Linked DNA regions of Mus musculus: region 2 is linked to region 1. Evidence: chromatin loops called from intact Hi-C (ENCODE). Cell type or tissue: gastrocnemius. All regions are shown on one strand. Links, peaks and the distances in the headings refer to the core of each region. The heading gives the core; the rest is flanking DNA. Region 1 overlaps Catsperg2 (cation channel sperm associated auxiliary subunit gamma 2). Region 2 overlaps Catsperg1 (cation channel sperm associated auxiliary subunit gamma 1).

The links. A loop is a pair of places that touch in the nucleus more often than their neighbours do. Peaks named below come from ENCODE experiments on the same cell type or tissue, not always from the same donor. Only the 100,000 strongest peaks of a DNase experiment are listed, where the experiment ranks them.
Region 2: a loop joins it to region 1, with 6 times the contacts of the local background. A loop is called at or near these places in 19 of 42 quality-filtered maps.

The regions. Positions count from the first base shown.
Region 1 is chr7:29,710,708-29,719,043 of GRCm38, forward strand. Catsperg2 (cation channel sperm associated auxiliary subunit gamma 2) reads right to left here. Exons shown (of 29, transcript NM_029714.4): 8 at 6,279-6,450; 9 at 4,134-4,271; 10 at 2,259-2,318; 11 at 2,020-2,127; 12 at 1,121-1,171; 13 at 882-1,011. Among named protein-coding and RNA genes, the nearest start is that of Catsperg2, 12 kb to the right of the region's middle. In gastrocnemius, for the core only: no CTCF peak of the experiment used is centred there; no DNase peak of the experiment used is centred there.
Region 2 is chr7:29,199,947-29,208,282 of GRCm38, forward strand. It overlaps Catsperg1 (cation channel sperm associated auxiliary subunit gamma 1), which reads right to left. Exons shown (of 28, transcript NM_001368407.1): 3 at 6,859-7,003; 4 at 6,608-6,734; 5 at 6,383-6,455; 6 at 4,821-4,976; 7 at 2,318-2,489; 8 at 171-308. Among named protein-coding and RNA genes, the nearest start is that of Catsperg1, 6.8 kb to the right of the region's middle. In gastrocnemius, for the core only: no CTCF peak of the experiment used is centred there; no DNase peak of the experiment used is centred there.

The DNA.
Region 1 (8,336 bases), core at 80-8,079:
GTGTCCTTGTGCTCTTGGACCTCTATCTCCCCATCTCTGCTTTTTGGGGGACCCCAGGACTCAGCTTTCTGGCCTAGGACAGTAAAAGTACTACCTTGCCTAGAAATGGGGCTCTAGTGGCAAACCCTTGAGCCCTGGATCCAGTCATGCATGAAGCTAGACCTTCATCTTTCCATGCAACAGTCATGCACAGTAGATTCTTTCTGCTTAAGTGATTTTTGAGTTGGGTTCCTTTCTTTTAACCAAGTGCATCATGAAAAAGCAGATGCCAACTGTCCATGAACAGGGCCTCTGGGTTCCTGAAGAATAAGAGGGTAGATCCCAGAAAACACTTTCTATTGCTCACATGTCCCGTCCAGAAAAGTTTCATTTTACAAAAGGGCTCCCAGAGCTGGAGTGGGAAGATTCTGTTCAGAGTCCTCATCTAGAGTCCACTAGTGAGGGTCCAGGGGCAGGGCTTACCAGCCGAGGACTTTCCTAACCTAAGCAAGACCTTGAGCTCCACTCTAGTGCCTGGATTAACTCCAGCTCCAGGGTTTCCTACATCCTCTTCTGGCTTCCACAGACACCTGCACTCCTATGTGTGTACCACCACCACCACTAACACACACACACACACACACACACACACACACACAATTTAATAAAATAAAACTGGGAGCTATGGCATAGGCCTTTAGTTTCAGCATTAGGGAGGCAGAGCCAGACAGAACTTTGAGTTTGAGGCCAGCCTGCTCTACAGAGTGAGTTCTGGGACAACCAGGGCTACATAGGTGAGACATGTCTCAAAAACAGATTAAAATTATTTATGTAAACAAATATGTGTGTGTTTGCAGGCACATCTGTGTGCCTGGATCCCTGGGAAGATGGCTTACACCTACCTTTGCAGGATGAAGTTGCCCCAGATGTACAACATGTTGTTCAATGTGTTGAAGAACAAGCCCTTGGGTGTCATAGGAGTGTTGGTGTATGTCACTGTATCAAGGAGCACCAAGAAGTCTAGTTCCTTAGCTGACCACAACAGAGGAGATGAGGAGGCAGGGGAGAGGAGAAGAGTGCTCACCTGGTCTCTTCCTGATCACTGTCCACCCTGGAAATCACCCTTGCCCTTTGGTCCTACCTTCCGGTATAAACTCTGGTATTTTGTAGAGGATATTCAGAGTCTTGAACTCTAGAGATAAGAAAACAGCACCCAGAAACCTGAAGAACTCTCTTGAAACCCTAATCTCACAATATCTGTAAGCAAAGTCAGAGTTACTATTCTCCAAGCTTTATATGTGACTCTGCTGTCAACTGAGCAAGGTGACTATTTAATCCCAGCACTCGGAACTGGGGCATGTGAATCTTTTGAGCGTTGGAAGACAGCTTGGTCTACAAGGGGAGTTCTGGGCGAGCAAGGGCTACACAATACAACCTTGTCTCAAAACACAAAAACAAACAAACAAACAAACAAACAAAACAATTCCCACCCACCATAAAGGACCTAGTGATTTTCCATTTAACATAGAATATTTTCCTTAACTTATTATATATACTCTATGTCATTATGTATGTGTATGCGTGCATTCACATGCGCATTCTTCAGCAACAGAGGACAGCTTTTGGGAGTCTTCCTCTTTCTATCATGTGGGTCTTGAGAATTGAGCTTAGGTTATCACTTTTGGTGGCAAGTGCCTGTACCCACTGAGCCACCTTGCTGACATAGAATATCAAACTGCAAATATGTGTATATACACACTGGGTGTCCACTTGGGGATTCCTCCTCTATTGTCATTTTTGAGACAGTTTTTATCTCAAAGGAACATAAAACTGAATCTCCTTGTGGACTACAGGGCCCTCCCTGATGTAGTTCTGTTCGGTCTGCAGGCTTCCACCTTGTCCTCTTCTCTCTGTCCTAGACACACTGGCTTCACCAGCCCACTGCACACCTTATCTAAGAGTGGCATGTGTGGGGTGGGCCTATGGTGACAGTCCTCACCCCTGCATGTTCCCTCCTGACCTCCAGGCAACCTGATTTACCTGTATTAAAGTTGACTAGGTAAAATTGCCCAGAGTCAATTTTCACTAACAACAGCAGGTTCCTCTCATCAGCGATGTATGTAGCCCAGTCGATGCTGCAGTTTTTACCTGTTGGGGGAGAGAAAAATCCACAGCAGTCTAGAATCCAGCTATCCCCATAACCTTTCACACCATTTCTCAAAGGCCTACCACCCTCCTATTCCAGATCCCACACACACACAAAAAAAAAAAATGAGTACCTGGTAATTTTTCACATACTGACCAGCCATCTGGCACCATCTCGAAGGACACGAGGCCATCTGTGGATCAAGTCAGATGCCACGCTCAGGCCCTTTCTAGTCCACCAGCACCTGTAGGGCATGCTACCCAACCAGAACTCCATCGGGGTCCTCCACACCTTGAACCTCTTAGTCCAGGGGTTCTAGGGTTCAGGCTGACTCCCGGCATTCTCATCTTTACACTTGACCTACACTTAACCTAATGTCTCAAAAACATTTTTAGATATGGAGGTGTGACCAATACAGGCCAGTCAGAGTGCATCCTGTGGCTGGGTGTTAGAAGTGATGTAGTGAGGTGTGGTGGTGCACAATGGGTGACCTAGCATTTACTGGTAGATTCCATACAGACTGTCTAATGCTTAGCCACACTCTGGCCCTGCGTTTGTCTTTTTTAGTTCAAGATGGCTTCCAGCTCTTGGTCCTTCGGCTTTAGAGTTCCAAGGGTTATGCCTACCCTCTCTGCACTTATTATGTATACTCTATGTCAACATGTATGTGTATGTGTGCATTCACATGCACATTCTTCAGCAACAGAGGACAGCTTTTGGGAGTCTTCCTCTTTCTACCATGTGGAAATTATTTGATCTCTATATTATAACCCCCCCACCAAATACTACAGTACTGTCATCTGGTCCCATTTTACAGATGGGAAAGTGTGTGTAACTCCTGTTACTTGGTGAAAGCCACAGATCTAGGGTTCCATGGAGCAGGCAGGTGGCAGTGGGAGTACCTGTGTTACATATGGTTGTCAATATGTGATTTGTTTACAGGGACTCATCAACTATTCTTTTTCGTTTGTTTTTCCAGACAGGGTTTCTCTATAGAGCCCTGGCTGTCCTGGAACTCACTCTGTCCACCAGGCTGGCCTCTAAATCAGAGATGGGTCTGTCCCTGCCTTCTGAGTGCTGAGATTAAAGGTGTGCAACAACACTGCCCAGCTTATCAGCTATGCTTTCTCTTTTTTAAAAAACCCAGACAAACAAACACACACACTCACACACACACAATCTTTTCAGCTGAGTCTAGCAGATCCTGGCAGGAAACTGAGTATCTTGGTGGGATCCCTGACTATCAGTGCAGGCCTTTAATTCCAGAGGCAGAGGCTGGGAGAGCATTATAGATTTGAAGCTAGCTTACTCAACATAGTGAGTTCCAAGAGAGTAAGTTACATGCTAAGATCCTGTCTCAAAAACAACCAAGTAAATGATGTGGCATGAGAACATGGAATGAGGAAGGCCGTGCCTGCCTCTGTTGTATGACCTCTTGACTACCAAGAAATGTGGTAGTCCTGACTAATACTGCATGTGAGCACACAAATAGCATTGTTATGATCCCCTTTGTGTGTGTGTGTGTTTGCATGCCTATATGTATATGTACTACCTGAGTGCTTGGTGTTGGAGGAGGCCAATGGAGACCATCAGATCCCCTGGAATGTGATTAGGAACTGAGGAGCAGCCAGTGCCCTCAGCCTCTGAGCCATCTCTCTGGTCCTTCCCCTATTTTTTTTTTTTTTTTTTTTGAGAGAAGGCCTCACTATGTAACCCTAGCTATCCTGGAATTCCCTACATAGACCAGGATGGCCCCAAATCCCTACATGCTGTGCACATATGTGTGGGTTAGAGGGGCACCCTGTGGGATTTGGCTCTTTTCTTTCTTCATGTGGGTCCCAGGGACTGAATTCAAGTCCTCAGGCTTAGCAGCAAGCATACCCATTTCCATACATACAGAACAACTTTGAGCCTGCCACCTCTCCTGAGGACACATGGCAAGGAATAGGAGCCCTAGGTGAGAATGTAGAAAATTCTTTCCTGAGTATTCAGAAGACATGGCTTTTACCTGTGATGGTCCCGATGTGAATATAACCCTCATTCTTGCCAGTGGTGAGGGCTAGGACGTACTCAGAACCATTGCCACTGGCATACACCGGGCACAGTCTCTTAATGCACTCGCTAGGCAGGACACGAACCCATCTGCCTGGGGGGCAAACATGGGGACTCAAAACCAGGTTGGTCAAAATGGGGCCTGAACCCCAAACCTTTCCTTCTGGGTCTTACAGACCCTGCTACCTGTCCTCTTAGCCTGGAGCAACATGTCTTTGTAGAGCTGGGGAGACTCCAGAGCAACACCTGTCACTTTTGTAACAACACCCCACCCCCATTCCATCCTCTACTCTTGAATTCTAACGTGCTATGACTGGCTTTGGTTTTATGAGACAGGGCTTTAACACTGTATCTCTGGCTGGCCTCTAACTCCATATATAACCCAGGCTGCTCTCAAATAGGCCAGCTTCCAGCTGCTGCATTCCTCAATGCTGCAGTGTGGTATCTGGTATGTGTGGGGCAGTGGGCTGGGCAGAGACAGCCTGGTCTCCAATCAAGCAATATCTAGAACCCCAGGGTCCTGATGGATGGTGATTTCCACCAACATGAGACGGAAGGTGTTCGATCATGTCTCCTGGACTCCTGGACCCTGTTGAAGTTACCACTCCCACAGCCCCCACAGGAGAGATGTGTGACTAGCAGTCAAGCAGACAATGTCCCAAGCTCCGGGCATTCTGGCTAGACACTACCCCCACAGTTACCTGACCATAACCAGGTATGATCCTCTCCATAGTTACTTGGCAAAAGCAAGATGGTCCGGCCTATAAAAGGATCCGCTTGGCCCCCCCTCGTACTCTTAAACTCACCTTTCTTACTCTCTAGCCCTCCTTCTCTCTCTCCTTCCCCCCTCTCACCACATGGCCATGGCTGGCCTCTCTCCCTCTTTTTACCTTCTCTCTTTCTCCCTGCCATTCTACAATAAAGCTCTAAAACCATAGACTGTCTCTGCTCATCAATGCCTGCTGTGCTTGAGCGATGGGATAGGCTTTCCCCTAAGGAGCTGCGTCTAACCTCCTGCCAGAAGGCCATCCTGTGCTCCAGCCACAGTCTGGACCAAGGACTCTCACCCACATAGGAACCACACAGCGCCCCCTCTCTCTCTGCCCTCTCCTCCCTTTGGCTCTGGGGCTGACCAAGCCGTCCTGGGGCCCCCATTCTGTTCTCAGCTCTTCCACAGTATCCAGCGTGGGATGCCTGAGATTGAGAATGTGGTACCTGGGGCTACCCCTTGTCCACCACACGCCAAGCTGGGGTTTAGTGGCTTCCCGCAGCCAGACACCAACCTGGGGTTATGTGGAAAGCATGTGGCAGTCCTTCTGCATCTGCCCACTCAGAGCACCAGAACTCTGGCAGAACACGGTTTTCTCCCACTCCCTCTTTCCCCACAGCTATTTCCTCCCATGTATGTACCACTCTACTGGGGCTGTTTGTGAGGTCTAGATGGGCTACCCCTTCTTTTGTTCCCTTGGTTCTGAACTGTGTGTTGGACAGACTGAGGCAAGTCAGAGGCCCTGCCATCATGCAGCCACTAGCCAAAAGATGTGTGACTCTCTGGGTCTGGGTGTGGGTAGGAATCACCAAGCTTAGCAAGGAGACCAAGAGTTACAGCGAGTACCTGGATAGACATCTGTCTGAAGCCAAGTGCTCATGGGCTTCTGGGTCTGGTAAGCCAACCCACAGGTGCGCCCCACCTCTCCTGGTTTGTTTTGCCCTCTCCTCCATCCCAGAGGGAGTGGCTTGAACCAGTTCTCACTCAGTGTCCCAGGCTCTCTGGGACCTAATTCATACATACATACCCCACGATTGCCCTGAACTAGATCATCTCAAGTGCTAGGATTAGAGGTTGGCAACGTCCCTACCCATGTGTGTGCTCCCGCCTCTCCAGAGTCTCATGTAGCCCAGATTCACCTCAAACAGGTTATGTAGCTAGGGGTGACCATAAGCTCCTGATGCCCCTGCCTCTGTCTCCCAGGTTTTGGGATGAAAGGTGTACACCATGGTAATGCCTGGACTTTTTCCTTTCTGGTCAATATCCTTCTTGGTTTTGTTTCTCTGACACCCACATGCCTCCTGCCCCCTACCCCAAGTCCAGTGTACTCACTGCTGCCATGGCTTTTGTCGAAGAGTGTGATGTAGGTGCCTGTGAAATAGTAGACAAGCTGGTTCTGTCGAATGAAGAGCGTGCTCTCGGTGGCAATGGCGTCATGGATGGTGGCTGAGAAGCCAAGAATGGGACAGTAGAAGGAGCCGACCCAGCAACTGTCAATACTCAGCTGCAGGGGAGCAGAGAATAATGTGTGAGACAGTGTGAGACCTCAGCCTCTGAGTTCTGCCTTGGGTATCCATGCTGGTCTAACTGCTCAGATAAGCATACTACCCAAGTTCTGAGCATTGTACACAACCTGGAGCTAAACAGTGTACAATGTGTTTAACAGTCCCTCTGCCCATGTCGGAGTTCTGCTCCCATGGATAAAAAAAAATAGTCCATGTTGAACCTGGAGAGATGGCTTAGTGGTTAAGAGGACTGATTGTTCTTCAAGAGGACCCAGGTTTGATTCCCAACATCTACTTGGGGGCTCACAACTCTCTCTAACTCTAGTTAGAGGGGATCCAGTGCCCTCTTCTGGCATCTGTACGCACCAGGCCAGTGCTCTTAACTGTCGAGCCACCTTTCCAGCCGTGTGTGTCTGTGTGTGTGTCTGTGTGCGCACACTTGCATGCCCACGAGGGTGTGTATTTTTTATAAAGAGTGTTACTATGTTGCCTGGGTTAGCCTTGAACTTTTTATGTAAATCAAGATCAGGCTGGTCTCAAACTCACAGAGATCTGCCTGCCTCTACCTCTTGAGTGCTGGGATCAAAAACGTGCACCACTATCCCTGGCTCTTCTCCCTCTGTCTCTGTCTCTGCCTGTCTTCCTGACTCTCTCATATATGTGTGTATACATGCACATATATGTGTATTTACATATATATTTCATTTTTTGTATGTATAGGTGGACTCCCTGATATATTTAAGTCTGGTGCCTTGGGTAGCCACATGAGGACTGTTGATTCTTGTGAAGTGGAGTTACAGACAGGTATAAGCCATCATGGCGGGCTAGAAATCAAACCGATGTCCTCTAGAAGAGAAGCCAGTGCTCTTAATTTTACAATCATCCTCCATCCCATATCTATATATGTAACATTTATCTATGTATTAAATGTTGAGACTAGGCATGATGGAGAACCAACTTTAATCCCAGCATTGGGGAGGCAGAGGCAGGTGGATCTCTATAAGATTCAAGTCAGCTTAATCTATATATCAGACTCTAGGCTAGCCAAGGTTGCATAGTAACACATTGGCTTTTGTGTTTTGTTTGTTTTGAGACAGGGTTTCTCTCTGTAGCTCTCACTCTCCTGGAACTCACTCTGTAGACCAGGCTGGCTTCGAACTCAGGGATCTGCCTGCCTCTGCCTCCCAAGTGCTGGGCTTCAAGGTGTATACCACCACTGCCTGACATATGACCATGTCTTTTTATGGTAAGATTTATTTATTTATTTATTTATTTATTTATTTATTATAAATACACTGTAGCTGTCTTTAGATGCTCCAGATGAGGGAGTCAGATCTCCTTACGGATGGTTGTGAGCCACCATGTGGTTGCTGGGATTTGAACTAAGGACCTTCAAAAGATCAGTTGGGTGCTCTTACATGCTGAGCCATCTCTGACCCTGTCTTAACAAAATAAAACAATAACAAAAATATAATTGACCAATGACTTTTAAAAATATATTTCATGGTGCTGGTGAGATTGCTCAATGGGTAAGAGCACTGACTACTCCCCTGAAGGTCCTAAGTTCAAATCCCAGCAACCACAAAGTGGCTCACAACCACCCGTCTTGAGATCTGTTGCCCACTTCTGGTGTGTCTTAAGATAGCTACAGTGTATTTATGTATAATAATACATCAATCTTTGGGCCAGAGCGAGCAGAGACTAAGCTAGTGGAGTTGATCAGAGCAAAAGAGGCTGACCGGAGGAATGGGGTTGACTGGAGCTAGCAGAGGTCCTAAAGTTCAATTTCCAATGACCACATGAATACTCACAACCATCTGTACAGCTACAGTGTACTCATATACATAAAAATAAATAAATCTTTAAATATATATATTTCATTATT
Region 2 (8,336 bases), core at 205-8,204, 510 kb before region 1:
CCAGGGACTGAATTCAAGTCCTCAGGCTTAGCAGCAAGCATACCCATTTCCATACATACAGAACAACTTTGAGCCTGCCACCTCTCCTGAGGACACATGGCAAGGAATAGGAGCCCTAGGTGAGAGTGTAGAAAATTCTTTCCTGAGTATTCAGAAGACATGGCTTTTACCTGTGATGGTCCCGATGTGAATATAACCCTCATTCTTGCCAGTGGTGAGGGCTAGGACGTACTCAGAACCATTGCCACTGAAATACACCGGGCACAGTCTCTTGATGCACTCGCTAGGCAGGACACGAACCCATCTGCCTGGGGGGACAAGCATGGGACTCAAAACCAGGTTGGTCAAAATGGGGCCTGAATCCCAACCCTTTCCTTGTGGGTCTTACAGAGCCTGCTACCTGTCCTCTTAGCCTGGAGCAACATGTCTTTGTGGAGCTGGGGAGACTTGAGAACAACACCTGTCACTTTTGTAACAACACCCCATCCCCATTCTATCCTCTACCCCTGAATTCTAGCATGCTATGACTGGCTTTGGTTTTATGAGACAGGGTTTGAACAATGTAGCTCTGGCTGGCCCTCAAACTCCATATATAGCCCAGAATGCTCTCAAATAGGCCAGCTTCCAGCTGCTGCCTTCCTTAATGCTGCAGTGTGGTATCTGGTATGTGTGGGGCAGTGGGCTGGGTACAGGCAGCCTGGTCTCCAGTCGAGCAAATATCTAGAACCCTGGGGGACCTGATAGGTGGTGATTTCCACCTATATGGGACTAAAGGTGTTTGATCATGTCTCCTGGACCCCTGGATCCTGTAGAAGTTACCACTCCCACAGCCCCCACAGGAGAGATGTGTGACTATCAGTTAAGCAGGCAATGTCTCAAGCTCCAGGCATTCCGGCTAGACACCACCCCAGAGTTACCTGACCATAGCCAGGTATGCTCCTCTCCATAGTTATTTGGCAACAGCAAGATGGTCCAACCCTCTATAAAAGGAGCTGCTTGGCCCCTCCTCGCTCTCTTAAACTCTCACCTTTCTTACTCTCTAGCCCTCCTTCTCTCTCCTTCCCCCCTCTCTTCACATGGCCATGGCCAGCTTCACTCCCTCTTTCTACCTTCCTCTTTCTCCCTGCCGTTCTACAATAAAGCTCTAAAACCACAGACTGTCTCTGCTCATCAATGCCCACTGTTCTTGAGCAATGGGATAGGCTTTCCCCTAAGGAGCCGTGTCTAACCTCCTGCCAGAAGGCCATCCTGTGCTCCAGCCACAGTCTGGACCAAGGACTCTCACTCCCATGGGAACCACACACCGCACACCCACACACACCCACCTTCTTCTCCCTTCGGCTCCAGAGCTGACCCCAGGGCCCCCATTGTGTTCTCAGTTCTCCCACAGTATCTAGTGTGGGATGCCCTAGACTAAGAACATGGTATCTAGAACTGCCCTTTGTCCACTACCTACTGAGCTGGGGCTTAGTGGCTTCACACAGGGAGACACCAACACGGGGCTATGTGGAAAGCCAATGTGGAAAGCATGCAGCACTCCTTCTGTGTCTGCCGCACAGAGCACCAGAACTCTGGCGGAATGTGGGTTTTCTCCCCAACACCCACTGCCCCCCCCCATGTATGTACCATTCTACTGGGGCTGTTTGTGAGGTCTAGATGGGCTACCCCTTCTTTTGTTCCCTTGGTTCTGAACTGTGTGTTGGACAGATTGAGGCAAGTCAGAGGCCCTGCCATCATGCAGCCACTAGCCAAAAGATGTGTGACTCTCTGGGTCTGGGTGTGGGTAGGAATCACCAAGCTTAGCAAGGAGATCAAGAGTTACAACAAGTACCTGGATAGACATCTGTCTGAAGCCAAGTGCTCATGGGCTTCTGGGTCTGGTAAGCCAACCCACAGGTGCGCCCCACCTCTCCTGGTTTGTTTTGGCCTCTCCTCCATCTCAGAGGGAGTGGCTTGAACCAGTTCTCACTCAGTGTCCCAGGCTCTCTGGGACCTAATTCATACATACAAATCCCATGATTGCCCTGAACTAGATCATCTCAAGTGCTAGGATTAGAGGTTGGCAACGTCCCTACCCATGTGTGTGCTCCCGCCTCTCCAGAGTCTCATGTAGCCCAGATTCACCTCAAACAGGTTATGTAGCTAGGGGTGACCATAAGCTCCTGATGCCCCTGCCTCTGTCTCCCAGGTTTTGGGATGAAAGGTGTACACCATGGTAATGCCTGGACTTTTTCCTTTCTGGTCAATATCCTTCTTGGTTTTGTTTCTCTGACACCCACATGCCTCCTGCCCCCTACCCCCAGCCCAGTGTACTCACTACTGCCATGGCTTTTGTCAAAGAGCGTGCTGTAGGTGCCTGTGAAATAGTAGACAAGCTGGTTCTGTCGAATGAAGAGTGTGCTCTCGGTGGCAATGGCGTCATGGATGGTGGCTGAGAAGCCAAGAATGGGACAGTAGAAGGAGCCGACCCAGCAACTGTCAATACTCAGCTGCAGGGGAGCAGAGAATAATGTGTGAGACAGTGTGAGACCTCAGCCTCTGAGTTCTGCCTTGGGTATCCATGCTGGTCTAACTGCTCAGATAGGCACACTACCCAAGTTCTGAGCATTGTACACAACCTGGAGCTAAACAGTGTACAATGTGTTCAACAGTCCCTCTGCCCATGTCGGAGTTCTGCTCCCATGGATAAAAAAAAAAAATAGTCCATGTTGAACCTGGAGAGATGGCTTAGTGGTTAAGAGCACTGGTTGTTCTTCAAGAGGACCCAGGTTCCATACCGAACATCTACTTGGGGGCTCACAACTCTTACTCTAGTTAGAGGGGATCCAGTGCCCTCTTCTGGCATCTGTAGGCACCAGGCCAGTGCTCTTAACTGTGGAGCCACCTTTCCAGCCGTGTGTGTGTGTGTGTGTGTGTGTGTGTGTGTGTGTGTGTGTGTACACGTGCGCGGGTGTGTCTTTTTTATAAAGAGTGTTACTATGTTGCCTGGGTTAGCTGTGAACTTTTTATGTAAATCAAGATCAGGCTGGTCTCAAACTCACAGAGATCTGCCTGCCTCTACCTCTTGAGTGCTGGGATGAAAAACGTGCACCACTATCCTTGGCTCTTCTCCCTCTGTCTCTGTCTCTGCCTGTCTTCCTGACTCTCTCATATATATGTGTATACATGCACATATATGTGTATTTACATATATATTTCTTTTTTGTATGTGTAGGTGGACTCCCTGATGTATTTAAGTCTGGTGCCTGGGGTAGCCACATGAGGACTGTTGATTCTTGGGAACTGGAGTTACAGACAGGTATAAGCCATCATAGCAGGCTAGAAATCAAACCGGTGTCCTCTACAAGAGAAGCCAGTGCCTTTAATTTTTCAATCATCTCTCCTTCCCATATCTGTATATGTAACATTTATCTATGTATTAAATATCGAGACCAGGCATGATGGAGAACCAACTTTAATCCCAGCACTGGGGAGGCAGAGGCAGGTGGATCTCCACGAGATCCAAGTCAGTCTGATCTATATATCAGGCTCTAGGCTAGCCAAGGTTGCATAGGAAGACCTGGGCGTTTTGTGTTTTGTTTGTTTTGAGACAGGGTTTCTCTGTGTAGCCCTGGCTATCCTGGAACTCACTCTGTAGACCAGGTTGGCCTGGAACTCGGGATCTGCCTGCCTCTGCCTCCCAAGTGTTGGGCTTCAAGGTGTATACCACCACTGCCTGACATATGACCCTGTCTTAACAAAATAAAACAATAACAAAAATATAATTGACCAATAACTTGTTTGTTTTTTTCTGGTTTTTTGAGACAGGGTTTCTCTGTGTAGCCCTGACTGTCCTAAAACTCACTCTGTAGACCATGCTGGCTTTGGACTCAGAAATCCGCCTGCCTCTGCCTTCCAAGTGCTGGGATTAAAGGTGTATGCCACCACTGCACTATAACCAATAACTTTTAAAAATATATTTCATGGTGCTGGTGAGATGGCTCAATGGGTAAGAGCATTGACCCTGAAGGTCCTGAGTTGAAATCCCAGCAACCATATGGTGGCTCACAACCACCTGTCGAGATCTGACGTCCTTCAGACACGTCAGAAGAAGGGTGTCAGTGTCTACAGTGTACTTATATATCAATCTTTGGGCCAGAGCGAGCAGGGACTTAGCAAGTGGAGTTGACCAGAGTGTGCGAGGCTGACCGGAGTGAATGGGGTTGACAGGAGCTAGCAGAGGTACTAAAATTCAATTTCCAACAACCACATGAAAGCTGTACAAAATCATCTGTACAGCTACAGTGTACTCATAAACACTGAAATAATTAAACCTTATATATATATATACATACACACACACACATATATATACATACACACACACATATATATACATATATATATATAATTTAAACTATGTATCTCTGTGTGTATGTATGAAAGAGAGAGAGAGAGAGTTTGTGTCGGAGTGACAGTGCCTGTGGAGGCCAGAGGCACCAGATTCCCTGCAGTTTGAGTTACAGGAGGTTGTGAGCTGCCATGTGGATGCTGGGACTTGAACCCAGATTGTCTGGAAAAACAGCCAGTGATCTCAGCCTCCTACCCATCTCTCCAGCCCATGCCCCAAGAAGTGTCTTTAAAAAAAAAAAATATATATATATATGTATATATATATATATTTGAACCTATGCTTCTTAGCAGTAAAATTTTTCTTCAAGCCCTGTTGCTGTACACTGGCATATCTTTGAAGTCCAATTCTGTAGTCCCAGACCCCCTTCAGGGTCTAAGACCCAGCACTGCCCAGAAAGCCAAGCCTGAATCTGCCTGCTATCACTCACCTCCAAGAGAACATAGTCCTGGAAATTAGAATCTGAGAACAGGATGGCCTTTTCATCATAAAAGCCTCCAAGGATGAACACGGGGGCATGGTTCACAGTGTACCACAGGGGTCTTGATTTTGAAAGCCTAAAGTGACTCGACTTCAGAACAAGGCTCTGTCAGGAAAACAGAAACGCCATTCAGCCCTCACTTACCTGACTGTACCTCCATCTCTGCCACAGCCAACGTTCTCATCTGACTACAAAGCCTCTGCTGCTTGCTGTCACCTCCCTAACCCCATTCTCCTGCACTCGATGGCTCCTCTCTAACCCAATCCCAGCCTCTTCCTTACATTCAGCTCACTCCAGGGATTTTACAGCAGCGGCCTCTTCATTCCCTTTCCATCTTTCATGCCCCCTACTTTTGAAGTGAGGTGCATTCCTAGCAAGTCCCTCTAGCAAGGGAAGCATTTGCTAGCTGGGTAAATGCATAGCATGCTCAGAACATGGCTGCAGGGCTCTGGATTTAGCTCAGTGGTGATGTGGCTGGTCTAGCATGTATGAGGACCTGAGTTCAATCCTCAACACACGCACACACACGCGCACACACATGGTCTCCCCTGCCCCTTGCATAAACACGCACACTCTCATACAAAACACTCACACTGGAATATGGGTGTGGGAATCATGAAGAATGGTTTGAGGTCACTTTCTCTGGGGATCTCTCTGACAGGAGGTAGGAAATTGGAGCCTCAGTGTTCTTGTCTTTGAAGTGCATATACACAGCATGTGAGCTGGCTTGGTGGGTAAAAGACACTTGCCACCAAGCTTGATGTCCTGAGTTTAATGATAGAAACAGAGAATCAACTCCTGAAAGTTGTCTTCTCACTTCCATGTATGTGCCCCGTGTGTGTCCTCCACCACAAAATAGAGAAATGAGTTAGAAAAGTTAAAATGATCTGTAGGCCTGGCTTGGTGCCCCAATCTAGGACTAGTACTTGGGAGGCTGAGGCAGGAGTCTCACAAAGCTTGCCTGGTCTGTATAATGAGACCACTGCCAGGTTTACTGACACCTTGTTATAAAACACTACACAGGAACCTGTGAGATGGTCTGGCAGGCAATGGCTCCTGCTGCCAAGTCTAATGTCTTTGAGTTCAATCCCAGGCAATTCCACATGGTGGAAAGAAAACAGGCTCCTAAAAGCTGTCCTCTGACCTCCACATGCATATCATGGTATAAGCACATACAAAATAATGTAATTTTAAAAAATCTATACAAAATCCAATGAGGCAACGGGGATGGGCTAGCTATCACCCTGTGTTTACCTGGAAAGTGCTCTTCAGACTCTAGCACGGGGGGAGGCTGTGTGTGTGTGTGTGTGTGTGTGTGTGTGTGTGTGTAAGCACCTCTCCTTCTCCATATATACCCTGAAAGAGGAACTCCAAGGTACTGTTAGAACAAATGGCACCTGGGGCCCAGAGATCAAGAAAGTGCCCTGCAAATGAAATGGATCTGTGTTGGTTTGGAGGTTTGAAGACAATGTGTGTCCACTTCCTGTATTATCCCAGTTGGCAGCCCTCACCTCATATCCTATGGCGAATAAGGATTTACCACTTGCATCTCTCTTCAAGAAGCCATTCATATTCACATAGAACCTGCAAGCAGGTTCCAGTGAGGAATGCCATCTCAGGGGACCCTCCCAGCTCACAGCCACCTTTCCCTGCCACCTCCCTTTTGCTTCCCCTGCTTCCTTTGGGATTCTGGGGGTTGCCTTTCCTCTGAGTGTGCCCACTACCAGAAACAGCACCTTTTCTTGGGTATGAAGGGCCCTATACCATTGGTATAGATGTCCACTGAGGAGACCACGGAGCCGTTTTTAAAGGGCATGGGTGTGTACCAGTTCAGGATGCACATGGCCTCTGCCGGGCAGTACCCTGATGGTTGGATGGGGCACAGGCAAGAGAGAGGTATTAGGAGACTGCCAGAAGTCCAGGTGGGCTCAGGGCACTCCCCAGACACTCCCACACCCACCCACCACCATCAAGCAGTTTGGCCCACCTGTGCTGCGCATTGGAGCAGCCTCCATCAGAATCTGCAAATTTTCCATCTCCCAACGGTAGAAATTGACTGAGTACATGTAGTTGATCCGGACCATGGGCTTCATCCCCATCAGGTGGCCCTTTCGGGCCAGCTCCTCACTATTCTGAAGGGGAGAGGGCATAACTTAGTCCAGGGTCCATTGCCTGGAGACCCCTGGAGTAATGTCCTACACCTGGAGCTGGGTGGACACAGCAGGTTCTCCCCACCATGGAAGGGTAAGAGATCGTGGCGGTGCAGCCTACTGTGATGGCACACACTCGTTCCCTGTGCTCCAGAGAGTTAGACAGCAGGCTCTTTCATTCAAGGCTAGTTCAGGACGGCACATAGGGAGTTTGAAGTCAGCCTGGGCTATGAATAAAGTAAAGTATGGCTGTCTCAAAAGTAAGCAGATCAATAAAATCTAGAGGCCGGTGTAGTAACATTCACCTTCCACCCCCTCAGGAGATGGAAACAGGAGGATCACCACAAGTCTGAGACCAGTTTATTCTATAGAGAGTTCTAAGTGAACCTATCTCCTGGGTTTATATTCTCTCTTCTGGAATCTGTACCAGGCACACATGTGGTATACAGGCACACATGCAGGCAAAACACTCATAGATATAAATAAAATGTTTTAAAAACAAAAATGTTCGAGTCAAGGGTGGTGACTTAAATCTGTGATCCCAGCACTCAGATAACAGATGTAGGAGAATCAATGCAAGTTCAAGGCTAGCCTGATCCAAGTAGGGAGTTCTAGACCAGCGGGGGCTCCATAGTAAGACATTGTCTCAAAAAACACAAAAACAAAGCTGGGCATGGTTGTACACACCTATAACCCCAGTACTTGGGAGAAGGAGGCAGGAGGACCCTGAGTTAAGGACAGCCTGTGACACATATGACCCTAGTTCAAACCAACATAAGAAGCAAATGGTACTCGGGTGACTGACTGCCCAGCCCCTTGGTTCTTGTAGCATAGTCAACCAGCTTTTCTAGGACCAAATTATCACTTTTGTGGTGTTTTATCACGAGTGAGTTATAGCTCAATGTACTTAAAACTTTTTGTTGGTGTCTTGAGAAAGGATCTTTCTACATCACCCAGCCTAGACGCTTTTGTTCTGAAGTATAGACACACATCGACACTTTTTTTTAACTCCCTTTCTTTAGATTTACTTATTTTACTTAACGTGCATCAATATTTTGTATGAATAACGTGTATGTGTACCGTGTGCATGCCTGTTGAATCCCCTGGAACTGTGGTTATGTGTGGCTGTGAGCACCGGATGGGTGCTAAGAATCAAACTCTGGTTGTCTGCAACAGCAACAAGTACTCTTAACCAATGAGCTCCTACCTCTCCGGTCCTGCAGTGAGACTGCTTCCCTAGTATGGTGAGGCACTAAGCTCTTTCCTCATCACAGAATAAAAACAAGTGCGGTGGTCCAATGGGCTTTCAGAATCC